Regions from separate parts of the Mus musculus genome. Here region 2 is linked to region 1. A link is a loop called in an ENCODE intact Hi-C map of the cell type or tissue named here. Cell type or tissue: left cerebral cortex. All regions are shown on one strand.

The links. Hi-C counts contacts between places; a loop is a spot of excess contacts. Peaks named below come from ENCODE experiments on the same cell type or tissue, not always from the same donor. Only the 100,000 strongest peaks of a DNase experiment are listed, where the experiment ranks them.
Region 2: a loop joins it to region 1, with 2.2 times the contacts of the local background. A loop is called at or near these places in 3 of 42 quality-filtered maps.

Annotation. Positions count from the first base shown.
Region 1 is chr1:78,905,042-78,913,041 of GRCm38, reverse strand. The region is part of intron 3 of Gm29536 (predicted gene 29536); the gene reads left to right. Among named protein-coding and RNA genes, the nearest start is that of Kcne4, 92 kb to the right of the region's middle. In left cerebral cortex, no CTCF peak of the experiment used is centred here; a DNase peak (open chromatin) is centred at 4,868.
Region 2 is chr1:78,968,663-78,976,662 of GRCm38, reverse strand. The region is part of intron 2 of Gm29536 (predicted gene 29536); the gene reads left to right. Among named protein-coding and RNA genes, the nearest start is that of Kcne4, 160 kb to the right of the region's middle. In left cerebral cortex, no CTCF peak of the experiment used is centred here; a DNase peak (open chromatin) is centred at 4,343.

The DNA.
Region 1 (8,000 bases):
GGAAAAGGATGCACCTAATCTTAGAGACTTAATGTCCCAGGGAAGGGGACTTGGGAGAAGAACTCTGGGAGTGAGGACCTGGAAGAGGGCAACATTTGGGATATAAATAAATAAAATAATTAATTAATAATAAAATAGAAAGTAGTATATTTGAAACTTCCGATTAGTATTGTTGAATCATCTGTTTTTCCTGTTACTGTGCCTGGTATTTTCCTCTTAGTATGCCTATATATTCAAAACCTATTGTTAGATGCATATCTATCTATAATTATTATATTTTCCTGATGGATGTCTGCTTTGCTTTCAAGTTCTGTGATAAATGCCATGATCAGAACCAATCTAGTGTAGAGAGGAAAGACTTTATCTAGCTTTTCACGTCTGTGTAACAGTCCATCCCTGAAGGAAGTCAGGGCTGAATCTCAGGCAGAACCTGGAGGCAGGAACTAAAATAGAGACTATGAAGGAACCCTGCTGATTGGCTTGCTCCCTGCAGCCTTCTCAGTTTGTTTTCTTATACCAACCCAGAACCACCTGCCCAGGAGTGGCACTGCCTACAGTAGGCTAGTACCTGCCACATCAAACATTAACCAATAAAATGCCTCCACAGACTTGCCCACAGGTATTTTCTCCTAATCTCCAGAATTGTGAGAAAATAAATTTTTGACACTTAAGTCATCCAACCTGTGACACACTGCTACAACAACTCTTTTTTTTTAATTTTTAATATTTTTATTACATATTTTCCTCAATTACATTTCCAACTCTTGCAAACAATAAAACCCTATTAGAACTATCTAGGATAGACTAAAGCTAGAAGGTGACCTTCCTAGAGGTGGCCCACTGTTTTTGCATGGTATATGATGGGTGGACTTGATGGAAGGGTTCCAAAGAGACTTCATCTCAAGATTGCTTCTTGCAGCTGATATGACTTTCCTGTCATCATTTAATTAATATAATAATCCTGGGCATTAGCCCACCCTATTGATCAGACTTCCTGCAGATCAACATAAAGATAAACTTTATGAATTAATGATGTTTAGGTGAATTAATGATTCTATAGAATTCCTGATTTGATTCAAATAATTTTAGGAAGAAAATTTTAAGAGTTGGTTTTAGTTGCTTTTCTAGAAAGACATAACAAATCGAATCAAGAATAGAATGTGCCCATTCTTCATAATAGTAAGTAAAGGCTGCATAGTAAGAAATACAATGAGATTTCATAATTACACTAAAAAGAAGAAATAGACTTGGGGCAAATTTAGGTTCAAGGAAATAAATTTAGGTTCAAGGGTATAGCCACAGATATGCACTATGATGAGTCAAAATGTAAAAACTGTAGCTTTGAACTTTTAATGTGCATATAGAATGAAATACTGCTGTGTACTTAATATCAGCATCCTTCTGTAACTCCCATCTTAATTAGCATTTCTCTCTGAAGTAATTTACTAAAGAACTTTTTGTCTAAGAAGGTATTTAAGAGGCCAGAGAAAAGAAATTAAATTGTTGGTTGAATGGTTTGGCTTGGGGAGCTCTGTCCCATCCATCCATCCATCTATCCATCCATCCATCCATCCATCCATCTGTCCATCCATCCAAATGTATATACCTGTTTGTCTGTATGTATATGTGTAGGTTGCTGTAGGTTGATGTGTGCATGTATATCCATCTGTCCATCCATCCATCCAAATGTATATACTTGTTTGTCTATATGTATATGTGTAGGTTGATGTGTGCATGTAAGCATGCATACATACTTATGGAATGTATGAGATATATACATGTAAATATATATGAATGAGTGCATGTGTCTTGCATATTTGCATGAAGCATCTTAATTATTTTCCTTTCCTTCCTCTCTAATTCACAAAGAGTTAACCAGTCTAGCCAGAGAGGCTTCCAGCTGCCTGGACAGAGAAAGGAGTGATAACAATACATAGTTTACTTAATTCCCAGCTGCTAAGCAGCAGGTGTTAGTCGCTCAAGTTTTTTAACCATAGAATAAGCAGAAAGCTTTTAGGATGTTTTAGATGTTATCAGCAAGCAGTCAGTATAGAGAGCCAGAAGTCCAAAAACTATCAGTCTTTAAAGCTACCTCTATGTTCAACACTGTATCCTGCTTCAAATCATTCCAGGCTATGCTGGCTCTTGGCAAAACCTCCTGCTTTTGTATACAGTATCACAAGAAATCCCCAAACACAAAGGGAAAATGGCAAAGGCAAGGGAAATCTCAGCTTGCTTTTTATTAGCAATATTAATTATATTATACATAATATATTAATTATATTAATTATACATTTTGTGTTTTATTAATTATATCAATTATATATTTTATATTATACATAATGTGTCACATTATTGTGTAGTATTAATATAGAGTATTTGTTATGTATTAATTATACATAATGTGTTTCATTGTGACAGTTTCACATGCACATGTAATATGCTTTCATCAGATTCATTTCTCATGATCCTCTTTGTCCCCATCCCAGGCCCACTGCCCGCTTCCTCTTTCCAATTAGTTCCCTTATCCTTTCACGTTTTTCATGGTTGTATTGGGTTTAGTCACAGTAGCATAGGTAAAGGAGTATTGTCATATGCATGCGCATCTTCCAGATATCTACACCACTGAAGAAAATGCCATTCTCCACCCTGTCATAGCCATTAACTGCCAATAGCTCCTGCAGATGAATGGAATGCCATGAACTTGTAATCACAGCTCTTATGGTGACATAAAAACCCTGCTCTAGTTTGTCCCGTTATACAAGAGTTATGATGTATTATAGGTTCATTTTGCTCACCACCTGCGCTTAAAGCTGTCGCCGCCTCTCACATTTTTCTTCCTATGATCTCTTAGCCCTTCCCCCTCTCTCCCTTTCCTTCTCCTCCTCCTTCCTTAGGCAGTTTTACCACTGAGCCCCATTCCACGAGTTGCACCACACTGTGTCTTCCATCCCCTTACTCCCAAACCTGCCCCTGAAAGCTGTGTGAGAACACCCCCAACCCCCACCCCCGTCTATCCTGTGCCTCTTACTCCTGCCGCAGAAACAGAAACATCCCAAAAATGCCAGAGTCAGGACTCAGACGGAAATGTTGACTCCGCGTTTTAATATGTGAACCCTAACAAATTGAATAACATTTATAAGCTTGAGGATCTATCATAGCAACATTGATAATTCTGCTGCCCGTGTTTGTCTGATTATTGAGACATTCGGGTGAAAAAAAAAATGACGGGGGCGTTTAAGCAATATGCTCACTAGAAGTTTCCTATAGCAATTCTTAATCTCCCTTTCCTTCAACCATGCTTTCCTTCTCCCCATTCAGAGGTTCTAACAATCAAGCTATATTTCCCATGCTTCTGTCTTGCCAGTACCAGCTAAGTCTAAAAGGGCTGACCATTCCCTCCCAGCTCTCAGAATCTTCAGCAGCTATTGAGGAATTGGAATTTGGACTTGGGATAGCCAAGCAGGCCCTTTTGACTTAAATGCTTCTGTTTTCTCCAGGCTGGTCCCTAAAGTAATCCATGTCAAGGATGCTGTCCCCAAAGCTCCCAGGCCTGACGTTTGTGCTTACGATGCCAGCAGTCAAGCTCAGTGGGTACTGCTATCAGAAGCTTGGCTGATGAGCTTTCGCTCTCCCAGCACATTCCCTGACAGCCTGGCCTCTGCATCTCCATGGCTTCCCAGTGCTTAGGCATTCGCTGCCTCAAAATGAGAAAAGGCAAGCCCCACAGCCAAGAGCCAAGCTGACTTCCAAAATCCAGGCACGCAGTATGCATAAAATGCAAGGGTGCTTTTTCTTCTTATGAAAAAAACTTGACATGTCACCATATTGATGAAGGCCACTGAGTATATCAAGATGGGGGACAGCTCAGTGGGTCAGGCGATTGCTATGCAAACCTGAGAACCTGAGTTTTGATTGCCACATGGAGTATCAGTCTTTTTTTTTTTTAATTTTTTTATTAGGTATTTTCCTCATTTACATTTTCAATGCTATCCCAAAGGTCCCCCACATCCACCCCCCCAACCCCCTACCCACCCACTCCCCCTTTTTGGCCATGGCGTTCCCCTGTACTGGGGCATCTAAAGTTGGCAAGTCCAATGGGCCTCTCTTTGCAGTGATGGCCAACTAGGCCATCTTTTGATGCATATGCAGCTAGAGACAAGAGCTCTGGGGTACTGGTTAGTTCATATTGTTGTTCCACCTATAGGGTTGCAGTTCCCTTTAGCTCCTTGGGTAATATCTCTAGCTCCTGCATTGGGGACCGTGTGACCCATCCAATAGCTGACTGTGATCATCCGGGAGTTACAGAGACAAAATTTGGAGCTGTGACAAAAAGATGGACCATCTAGTGATTGCCATATGCAGGGATCCATCCCATAATCAGCTTCCAAACGCTGACACCATTGCACACACTAGCAAAATTTTGCTGAAAGGACCCAGATATAGCTGTCTCTTGTGAGACTATGCCGGGGCCTAGCAAATACAGGAGTATCAGTCTTTTAAAGTGAGCATGGAGAAGGGTAGAGACAGGAGGATCTCTAGAGCTCACTGGCTAGCCAGTCTAACCACAAGATCCCAGTTCAAGAAGAGACCCCATCTCAGATTATTAGGTGGAGAAGCAATTGAGGAGACACCCCACTACACACACACACACACACGCACACACACGCAAACAACCTAGCATATAAAAGCTGAAGAGAATGACAAGTGCCTGAGTCCTTGTTTATTTGGATGTGGGACTATAAAATGCCTAACCCTGTTATGTAAGAGAAATGGAATTCTTGCCCCGGTAGCTTACACAAACATCGTCTTGCCTGGCTAAGCAGCAGAGGCCAACTTCTCAAATGCACTTTAATCTGATTATCCCCGGTGTTTACTGTGCAGAGCAGACTCTGTGTTGGCTCCTCCTACCCCTCTTCCTGACTGCCACAGCTCCTACTTCATTGACATTTGAGAAAAAGAGAAAAACCTCTTTGTTGTCCAATTGCTGACTGTATAGCCTGCCTTTATCAGAAGGAAATGAAAACTTTGGAGTCTTTTTGAATAATTGTGGGAAGTCATAAAACATGCAGTAGCTCATGAATTATAGTTGATCACATTGGATCTAACTGAGCTGGAGAGGCAAGCGCATATTTTTTTCTCTTTTCTCATTTTACACAGAGTCTTTGCCTCTAGTCTACTAAAAACTCAGAACAACTTCTAACATTTTGAAATACTGGTTGATACTTTCCTGGCACCCTGACAGAACCCAGGATAGAATTGTATGTAGCCCAAGATTACACAGAAGAGTCTCTAACAGTTTCCAACCTTAAGCATGGATCTAAGAGCCACACAGATTTTGTTTGTTTGTTTGTTTGATTTATTTTTTGTTTTGTTTTCAGGGTCATTGAACATTTTAATTTTTAAAAGCTAGCAAAGGAATAGGAATTTTTAAATTTTTTATTGTATTTTAAATCCTATCTTAAGGGCCAGAGAGATGGCTCAGCAGTTAATGCTTTCCATGCTGTCATGAGGACCGGCGTTCAGATCCCAGCCCCAGGGTGGGCACGCCTGCAGCTACAGCCCCAAGAGATGCACTGACTTCTCCTGGCCTCCTTGGTCTTCAGATCCTGCCTGCACACACATGTATACATGGATTCCAATAAATATACAGACACGCAGAAACACACACCGGCATTCAAGTATAAAGACAGCTGCAGTAGAACTAGGCAAAACTGACATCATTGATAAAGTTCAAAGGTCCCCTGCCAGAGAACATCTCTGGTAAACTGGCCTTTCTGATTTTTCAAGGCGGAGAGCCTGTTAGATAAGCCACTACCTTCTGGACCGCAGTTCGCTCTGCTTATAGACCATTGTTACCAATTGTTTTCCTCATTGCTATGACAAAACTCCTGACCAAATCCAAACAAACAAACAAACAAAACTTAAGGAAGGAGGGGTTTATTGGGACTCACAGATCGTGGGTGGTGATGATCACAAGGAAAGTCCACTATCACAGAGGAGTTACGAAGGCAGGATCCTGAAGCACCCAGTCCACACTGCCTTTGCATCTGAGAAACAGACAGAGCTCTGCCCCGCTCCATCTTTTACTCTATCAGCCCATAGAATTGTGTGGCCCACAGCTAAAGTGAGTATTTTCACCTCAATTAGCCCTCTCTACAAATACTCTCACCAACACACCCAGAAGTTTGTTTCCTGGGTGATTCTAGACCCTGTCAAGTTGCTAACCAAGTTTAACCACTGCATCAACCAACGTAAATGTTAATCTTATCAACAACAGCCACGAAGAAACAACTAAAATACTGGACCAAATATCAAAGTACACCAAATTAACCACTAGAGTTGGTATAGTTCCTCTTATGTTTGCTTGGATAACATACAGATGCTCTATAATGAGGTATATTCTAGAAATATATAGCCATCCCTCAATGGCCAGGCAAGTACGGTCATATGCAACCCAGATATGATGGTTAGAACATGTACTTAACTGAACTGAGAGTTGCCCAGGAGGTTAGTAGAGCATACTTCTGGAACTTTCTACAAATGGATTTTCAGAAATTAATGAAGGGGAAAAGACCTACCCCCAAATGTAAGCTGTTACATCCCACAGTCTGAGGGAACAGATGGATTGAAACGGGAAAGGGAAAGGCTTGCTTCCCCTCTTGCTCCCCTTCTCTTCTTCCCGGAAACCATGAGTGAGCCTTTTGTCATGCCCTACCTGCACGAGAAGAAACCTCAGAAATTGCAAACCAAATTAAATCCTTCCATCTTTAAATTGCCTTTCTTGGAAGTTTTGTGTCAGTAAAGAGAAACGGGCTAACATATCTGGCTCTCCTATCAGCCTGTGAACTCCACCAATGACTCATGGAACATCTCCAAGCAATGGATTTCCCAGGAACTTCACTCCCCACTCCAACAGAACCTTTTCACCAACCTTGTCATCACCAAGAGCTACTGAAGAAACCAGTGACCTGAAGGAGGCCCTTCTGGGGATTTCCCTGATCCCAAACAACAAACAGTTCATCAAGCCAAACTCAATATCACGACACTGCAGCAAATTAACTGTGCTCTGTAGAGACACTTGCCCTTGGAGTTGACAAGCAAAACCTGAGCATCACAGAAAGCAGCTTAAGAAGATATCTATTTCCCAATATGAAGCCCTATGTATTTCTAAACAGTAACACTTTACAGGGCTATCATTCTTTGCACAGTAAAGCTTACATTTTCTTCCTAGTCAAAACTCCATTCAGTAATAAGTTATTCCCAAAAGTGTTTACACAACTATATTTTCATTGAAAAATAATAATAAAACAAAACAATTTCCTGGTGAGGTGAAACACTTGACATAAGTGAAAGCAACACCAGAAACAGAAGTTGTGGGGACAAAAAATGTGAAGTCCATAAAAAAGAAGACTGGGAGGACAAACATGGAGAAGAAGAGGAAGGAATGGATGGGGAGAAAATAGAAGAAGAGAGGAGGGAAAGGGAGTGAAGAGAAAAAGAGAAGAGGGAGGGGAAGAGGAGGGGAGAGAGGGAAAGGAAGGATGAAGTATTTTGTATATGTTTGAAGTATATATAAATATATTTACTGGACATAATCACAAAGAAGGACTACACATCACATAATTACTGATAAACCCTTTCTTATTACATATTATGTATGAAAACATCTTCACTTCATATCACTAATTTGAAATTCTCAGAACATTCTTCCCAAAAAGTTGATCTCAATTTCAATAAATTATTCCTTCTTGAGACGAAATGTCATTCGTGCTTGTATGTGCGTGTGTGTGTGTGTGTGTGTGTGTGTGTGTGTGTGTGTGTTTTGTGTGTGTGTACACATTCTTAAATACATAACTATAACCCAGTCTATTTAATATTATGTGCATGTACATGTTTTCAGGGCTGACCACTTGGTGTTGGATAATCAGTTAGTGTGCTCTTCCCTAGAGAAGGCTATTTCTCCAGCTCTTGGCATCTTAACTGCCTGTAGATCTTTG
Region 2 (8,000 bases), 64 kb before region 1:
TTAGGAAAATCATGATTAATGGAGGTTGGGACAAGTTGATTTTAAGCCTCACTGATAACTCTGAAGGGCTCAGATCTTGATGAGGGAAGTGAATTCAGATGTAGGGGATGTGGCGAAAGAAGCAGACTCAGAAGTGGAGGCAAAGGGGGAGGAGGAGGGGCACAAAGGAGTCAGATAAACACTAAGACATAAAGGGGTCAGAGTGAGGAAGACAAAGGATGTATACTAACACCTGTGCATGAAAATGCCTTAGTAAAACCCATTACTGGGACTGGAGAGGTAGCTCAGTGGGTAAGAGAATTTATTGCTCTATCAGAAGACTTGGAGCTTGGATTCCAGCACCAACATTGGATGGACCATAACTGCCCATAACTTCAACTCCCAGGCATCCAACATCTGATTTTAGTCTCCATGGGGACCTGTCCAACGCACAACACACACACATATGCATGTATGCGTGCACAAGGACAGACCCACACACAAAAATAAACCTTTTCGAGACACATTGTTTTGTATGATTGCGTAAAAATTGTTTTTAAAATAACATGATGAGAACTGGAGAATTGTTCTTCCCCAGAGATGAGCCCTCTAATCAGTTATTCAATACCAAGTGGTCAACCCTGAAATCATTTTTACACAAACAACACTAAATGAATTTAGTGTGTTGTATTTATATATTTATGTATGTATGTGTGTGTGTATGTTTGCAGTAATAACAGTTAAAGAAAAAGGGTGAGTCATGAACATGAGAGGGAATATCAGACATGCCAAAGTAGATGGGGAAAATCCCACAAGGACTCAGCCCTACACAAAAAACTACAGGCAACCAAGGAATGCTGAGAGTGGGAGAGATAGTCTTTTCCCAGGGAAGAGCAATTGGTTATCCAGTTACCAAATGTTCAGCCCTTAAATCAAACATACGGTTAACATTATACAGACTGAGCAAGTTATATTTAGGAATATATAGGTAATACACACATATGTATACACACATACACACACACAATAACAAGTAATGAAAAAAAGAGTCCATGAGTTTGAAAAAGAGCAATGATGGGTACATGGAAAGGTCTGGAGGGAGAAAAAGAAAGGAAAAAATATAATTATATCATAATCTCAAAACAATTTTAAAGTAAGCTAATGTAAACCAATAGATAAGCAGATAAATAAAAAATAGATGCTAAGTTCCACGTTTAAAGACAGTGTAAATTTTGTCATTTTCTTGATGACTAAATTGGATTCACAAATAAACACCCATCAAAATGTATATTTCATTTGACTTAAATATTCTGCTTTGCAAATACACAAAGCTGCTCATTCTAATGTCTCAATAATGTAAAGTATTTAAAAAAGAGAAAAATGGTGTTAAATTTCATTAGAGTTGGTAAGCCTGCAGTAACATATCACTATTGCCCACTTGACTACAATGATGAATACTTTGCATTAGATATCTATATAACCCCATAGAATGTACAGCATCATGAGTGAACATGTAATCTAAAACCATTTTGTTGTTAGCCTTTGTGGAAATTGCTACAGTCTTTAGGAACCTGTAGTGGGTATTGGTCTCATACTTTCTGGGCCTGGGAGCAGGATGATGGGTTGAAAATGTGACATGCTTTGGAGACATTTTGTTCCTCGAAAGTTAAATGTCTTGTGAGCTACATCACATTCCAAAAATACTCAGCAAATTAAATGCATGGAAAAAGAGGAAGAAAAATCATTTTCCCAGACACCCGTTTCCTGAGGCCTGACAGACATCATCCATTTCAGACATGTATTGATCTACAATCTGCTTTTCTCTGTGAGGTTCTATTTCCTCCAAAGGGACTGTAGCACGATCCTGTCTGTATTTTCCATCCTGTGATTCTTGTTGGCATCTACAGCCTCTTTGTGATGCATCTTTCTCTGAAGACCATTCTTCAAAGTTATACAACTCTTTCTTCAGTTCACTTTCTCTCAGAACTATTCAGACATGGTTATTTCAGCTGTGTCTTATGTAATGAGGGAAAAAATGTGCTTACGTAAAAATGAGACAACAAAACAGCTACAGATGTGCGTCAACTTAAGATGGAGTTCTGTGCCAATAAACCCGTTGTGAGCTGAAAATGTCATAATTCAAAAGGCGTTGAATATGATGAACCTGCCAAATGTTAGCAGTTTAATTCATTGAGTCTTGGTTATTTCCTCTTGTGACTGGCTGACTGGGGACTGCCATAGTTGACACTACCAGTGCCTCATATCAGTAATGTGGGAGACTCAACATACAAAGCAGGTTTTAATTGAACACATACCACTTTCATTAATCCAGAGTGAGGAGAGCTGGGGTATAGCTCAGTGAGGAGATTGCTTGCCTAGCATGTGAAATGGCTTGAGTTTGTAAGGAGGTTAATATTTGGCAGCAAGCTTTTGATTACAACTTTTTGTGGTTTTAGTTTTCTACTGTTAGAAACCTTAAAACTCAATGGATTGATGTCAGTAGTGTTTTCCTTGGATCTGTGTTGAAGTATAGGTCCTTCTTAGGATCTTATCAGGCTCACTGATGCAAAGAATCCAAAAGCAGAACTTCTGGTACCTGGACTCCTCTGAGCTCGCTCTCTCTCTCTCTCTCTCTCTCTCTCTCTCTCTCTCTCTCCCTACGATTTATTTTATTTTATTTATATGAGTACACTATAGCTGAATTCAGACACACCAGAAGAGGGCATCATATCTCATTACAGATGGTTGTGATCCACCATTTCATTGCTGGGAATTGAACTCAGGACCTTTGGAAGAGCAGTCAGTGCTCTTAGCCATTGACCCATCTCTCCAGCCCCTGAGCTCTCTCTTTTACACACTGCTAATTTTAACTATCTATATTTTTTACTGTCATGTAATTTTTCAAAAATCTGCCTTTTATTTTGGTTTAGTAATTTATCTTATTAAGTTTACTATTTCTAAATATTTTATATAAAAATTTCATAACAATACACTATGTCTTTATCTTACATATTCCAACTGTCTCTCTTCAGATCCTCCCAGAATTCCCCACAACACTTTCCCTCCTTTTGTGTCTTCTTTTTTCAATTTTATTTTGAATCCTCTGTGTAAAGTTAGGTCTTGGTTCTTCCTCCCAGCCCCATGCTCTCAGAAATAAGACTCAGACTCAGAATATATTTCCAAGTACCGTGGCCATATAGCTAGGCTCTTCTCTGATTAAAATCATAACTTAAGACAACCCATGTATCAGAAATAAGACTCAGACTCAGAATATATTTCCAAGTACCATGGCCATATAGCTAGGCTCTTCTCTGATTAAAATCATAACTTAAGACAACCCATTTATTTAAATCTACATTCTGCCTTGTGAATAGTGGCTAGTTACCCATGCTCAGATACCATGTGTCTGGCTCTCCCATTTTCCTGGACAGATCTCCTATCTGGCTCTGTCTTCACAGATGGGCCCACCATCCATTTCCTTTCTAAATCATAAGCTGTAGACTTTTTAATCAGCATCCAAACGCTGACACCATTGCATATACTAGCAAGATTTTATCGAAAGGACCCAGATGTAGCTGTCTCTTGTGAGACTATGCCGGGGCCTAGCAAACACAGAAGTGGATGCTCACAGTCAGCTATTGGATGGATCACAGGGCTCCCAATCAAGGAGCTAGAGAAAGTACCTAAGGAGCTAAAGGGATCTGCAACCCTATAGGTGGAACAACATTATGAACTAACCAGTACCCCGGAACTCTTGACTCTAGCTGCATATGTATCAAAAGATGGCCTAGTCGGCCATCACTGGAAAGAGAGGCCCATTGGACACGCAAAATTTATATGCCCCAGTACAGGGGAACGCCAGGGCCAAAAAGGGGGAGTGGGTGGGTAGGGGAGTGGGGGTGGGTGGGTATGGGGGACTTTTGGTATAGCATTGGAAATGTAAATGAGCTAAATACCTAATAAAAAAATTATCAACAACAACAACAAAAACTAAAGACATTGCCTAGCAGAAAGAGGGGGGAGGGAGAGGGGAAGGGAAGGGAGAGAGACAGAGAGAGAGAGAGACATACAGACAGATAGACAGACAGAGACAGAGACAGAGACAGAGACAGACAGACAGAGACAGACAGAGACAGAGAGAGAGAGAGAGAAGGAGAGAGAGAGAGAGAGAGAAAGAGAGAGAGAAGCCACTGTTAAAACTGTGTTACTTCTCAGCTTGTTTGTATAAACTTGCATTTTAAGTAGAGGTCAGACTTTTAGTTCAGCCAGCAGGAACTCCAATTCACCTTCACCACTGCCTTGCTGAAGCTGCCCGTTCAGCAACAGGAAGCTGTGTGAACTTCGTTCAATTTTAATGAGACTTTGCTTCCACAAAGCAGCACAACAGAGGAGTCTTTGAGGAAATCAGGCAACACAACCATCCAAGTAGGTCTCAGAAGGAAATAAAAGATTTGTCAAGACTGTAGAAGACTGGGGTTATCCTCCGTGGGTAAGCTTGTTGGCGTGTGTAAAACACTGGGTTCAATCTCCAGCACTGTATAAACTGAGCATACGATTCATACCTGAGATCCCAGCACTGAGACACGAGTGTGCATATATACATATATCATAGGCATACAAATGCCAAGATGTTAGTACTATAAATATAATTGTTAAACAATCCAGAGTAAATAATGTATTATCTTGGAGCAGAGTCCATGAGAAATCAAATTATAAGCAAGATATACATATCCATATATGTATATATGCATATATATACATGTGTACACATATATATGAATCTGCAATGAACAAGAAAGGATACCAACCTAGAAAACAAATAACACCACTAAAACATGAGTTCTTCAGAGAGATTATATATATCTATATATCCTGTATGTGAATATATATATATATATAAGCCCTTTCTATGTTAGCATCAACACATCAGCCCCTAATAACAGGGCCAGTCTAGCATATATGACTACATGGTATCTCTTATTTATTGTTATCTTAATATGTCTGCTATCAACCTCCTATAATCTGGTGACCAGACACACTCCCCTTCCATTATTGATGGGCACAAACAGCCTTAGCTAATTAAGGGAGTCCTATGATGTGGTATAAAGCAGTTTTCCAGGATAGGCACAAGGCCCAAGTCTAGTGGGTCAGAATTCATTTATAGGATATTTTTGCTGAAACTAAGTGCAAAGCCTTCTGTGGTTTTGGAAATAATTTACTGTCACCTTTTATGATTGTTCCTTAAAAATCTTCTTTTAGATATTATTATTAAATTGTTTTTTATAGTCCAGTCACTATTCCCATCCCAGTCTACCTTCTGACAGTTCCTCATCCCATTCCTCCTCCTCTATCTCCAAGAGGATGTCCCCACCCCCTCACCTTCATCCCACCAGACCTCCCCACTTCCTGGAGCCTCAAGTCTCTCGAGGGTTGGGTACATCTTCTCTCACTGAGGCCAGACCCAGCAGTTCTCTGTTACATGTGTCAGTGACCTCATATCAGCTACTGTATGCTGCCTTGTTGGTGATTCAGTGTTAAATTAAGGTACGTGCTTCTTCAGAGAGACTTTATAATAACTCATGTTTTAGTGGTGTTATTTGTTTTCTAGGTTAGTATTCTTTCTTGTTCATTGCAAATTCTTTTAGAATTCAACAAATTTGATGTGGTAACTTACTTCTTATAGTCATCTAATTGAAAAAAAAAACATTCCATTATTGAATATTTTCTATCCGCCAAGCAGAGAGTACTAAACTCCATGGTAATCAGACACACTTGCACCCAAAAACCCTGATTGTCATCATCTAAAGTCCAACGTTAAGCTATGCATTTGGTGTTTAAAGGATTACAAACTTAGTGATACAATCATAAATTATAATAGGTATTATGAAGGAAGCCTTCATATTACAATAACAGTGTGTCACCAAAGTTGCTATGGACTCTTGGACAGGCTAGTTCACTTCCCTTGTCTGGGTTTCCTCATCTAGGAAATCAGAATACAAAATCACAAAATGTTCTGGAGATTAAACTGGAGTTCTTAAAAGAGATCCAGACCATCACTTGCAATCAATAAATTTTGATAATTATTAATAGCATAATCATCACTACCACCAATATCATTATTTAAAGAGATCTGATCCACTCTATGGGTAGGAACTTCCCCTAAAGAAGTGGCATTTGAGTTGAATTGTAAAAGAGTTTGTTCATTCAAGGGCAGAGATATGGTAGCTTCCAATGTCCCCGGACTATAGAATTATAGGAAACAATTAATTGATGGTGGCAGAAATCATGAAACCTTGAAAAACTGAGAGAAGCCAATATGGTGAGAATGCAGGGGTAAGGGAGAAATAAGTGGCAGGTAGAGGTGATAAGGATTTGGATCATGAACCTTATAAGACAGCAAGGAAGAAATTGAGTGATGTAACCAAAGTTTAATTTTTAAACAGCACTGTGCTTTTCATAAAGAAACTGGTTCAAGGACAGAGTACATGTAGATAATCCTTTGGCAAGTCATGCTGGTCACTTGTTACAGGGAAGTGGCTGAGTGTATGAATGACAGATATTCTAGTTAGAATAAAACTTTTAGAACTAGAGAATATTACCCAGTGTGTAAATATTTAAGTAAGTAATGAAGAAATCTGTCAGAGGGATGGGTGGAGAAGGAACAGGCATTAGGGGCAGATTTGATGAAATACTGGACTCATGGTGCTTGAGGGTTACAATCTAGAAGAAACAGAAATCATCAGGCCTCCTGAATACCCAGAGAAGACTTAAGTCTACTCATAACTCTTTCTAGAGGATATATTGGATCCTCTAAGAAGCATTCAGAAAAGAATGTATGGTGGTTTGAATATGCTTGGCCCATGGGAAGTGGCACTGTTAGTGGTGTAGCCGTGTTAAAGGAAGTGGGCCATTGTGGAGGCGGGGCTTTAAGACCTTGGATATTTGTGCTCCAGCCTGGCCAGTGTGATCCAGACTTTCCACCCGGCTGCCTGCAGAACACTGCCTCCTTCTGGCTACCTTCAGATCAAGATGTAGAGCTCTTGGCTGCCCCAGCACCATATCTGGCTGCAGGTTGCCATGCTTCACGCCATGATGATAATGGACTGAACCTCTGAAACTAAGACAATCCCTATTAAATGTTTTCTCTGTTTAAGTTGTCTTGGTGATCGCTTACAGCAATGAAATCCTAACTAATATGGAAGCTGGTAATAGGAGTAGTGACTGAATCACACTGGCTGGACTTGAGCATTGATATGAGACCTCAAAGGTTTCCCTCCACAGCGGCAGACATTTCCTTTAACAAGGGTTAATTAACCTTCTCTAATAAGGCCACACCTTCTAATAGTGCCACGGGACAAATATATTCAAACCACCACAGCATGTTTCCTCCCTCTTCCTCACCATGGCTTCCCATACTTAAGGCATTCCTGCAATAAAGGTAACCTGTCACAGAGTAGGAGAAATTCAATGAAATGCCTTTCCCTGGAACAGTGAGTTCAGAACAAGATGAGCCAGGAGAACTCAAAGACTCACACCATGATATCAAGCCATCTCCATGTAGTTCCACAGACCATTCTACATTCAACACAACTGAAAAGGACTCAATCGTCTCTAATTTTCCTACAGGAGAAACGTCAAGGCAGCTCAGATCATGAAGCTATATGAATATAAAATACTGCTTGAAAAAATACATTTTTTGCAGATTAGGTATAAATTATTTATCCTTTTACAAAAACAAGGTAGCAGCATATTATAGAGTGAGGTCTGTGACAGAAGACATTAAGGCAATGGAAAAATAATTACTTGCAATTAGCATACCAAGGCTTTAATGAAATAGAAATTATAAGGGACATTGGCTTCAAATTAGAAATCTTAAATAGTTTAGCCCCAAAATTGCTTTTTAATACAATTAATTATTAGTATTAACAAAATCCATAAATTGAAGATGAATATCAGGCTTTTAGCTCCACTTTAAAACATTAAGTTCTGACAGAGCCAGGCACACACTCACTTGAGATGAT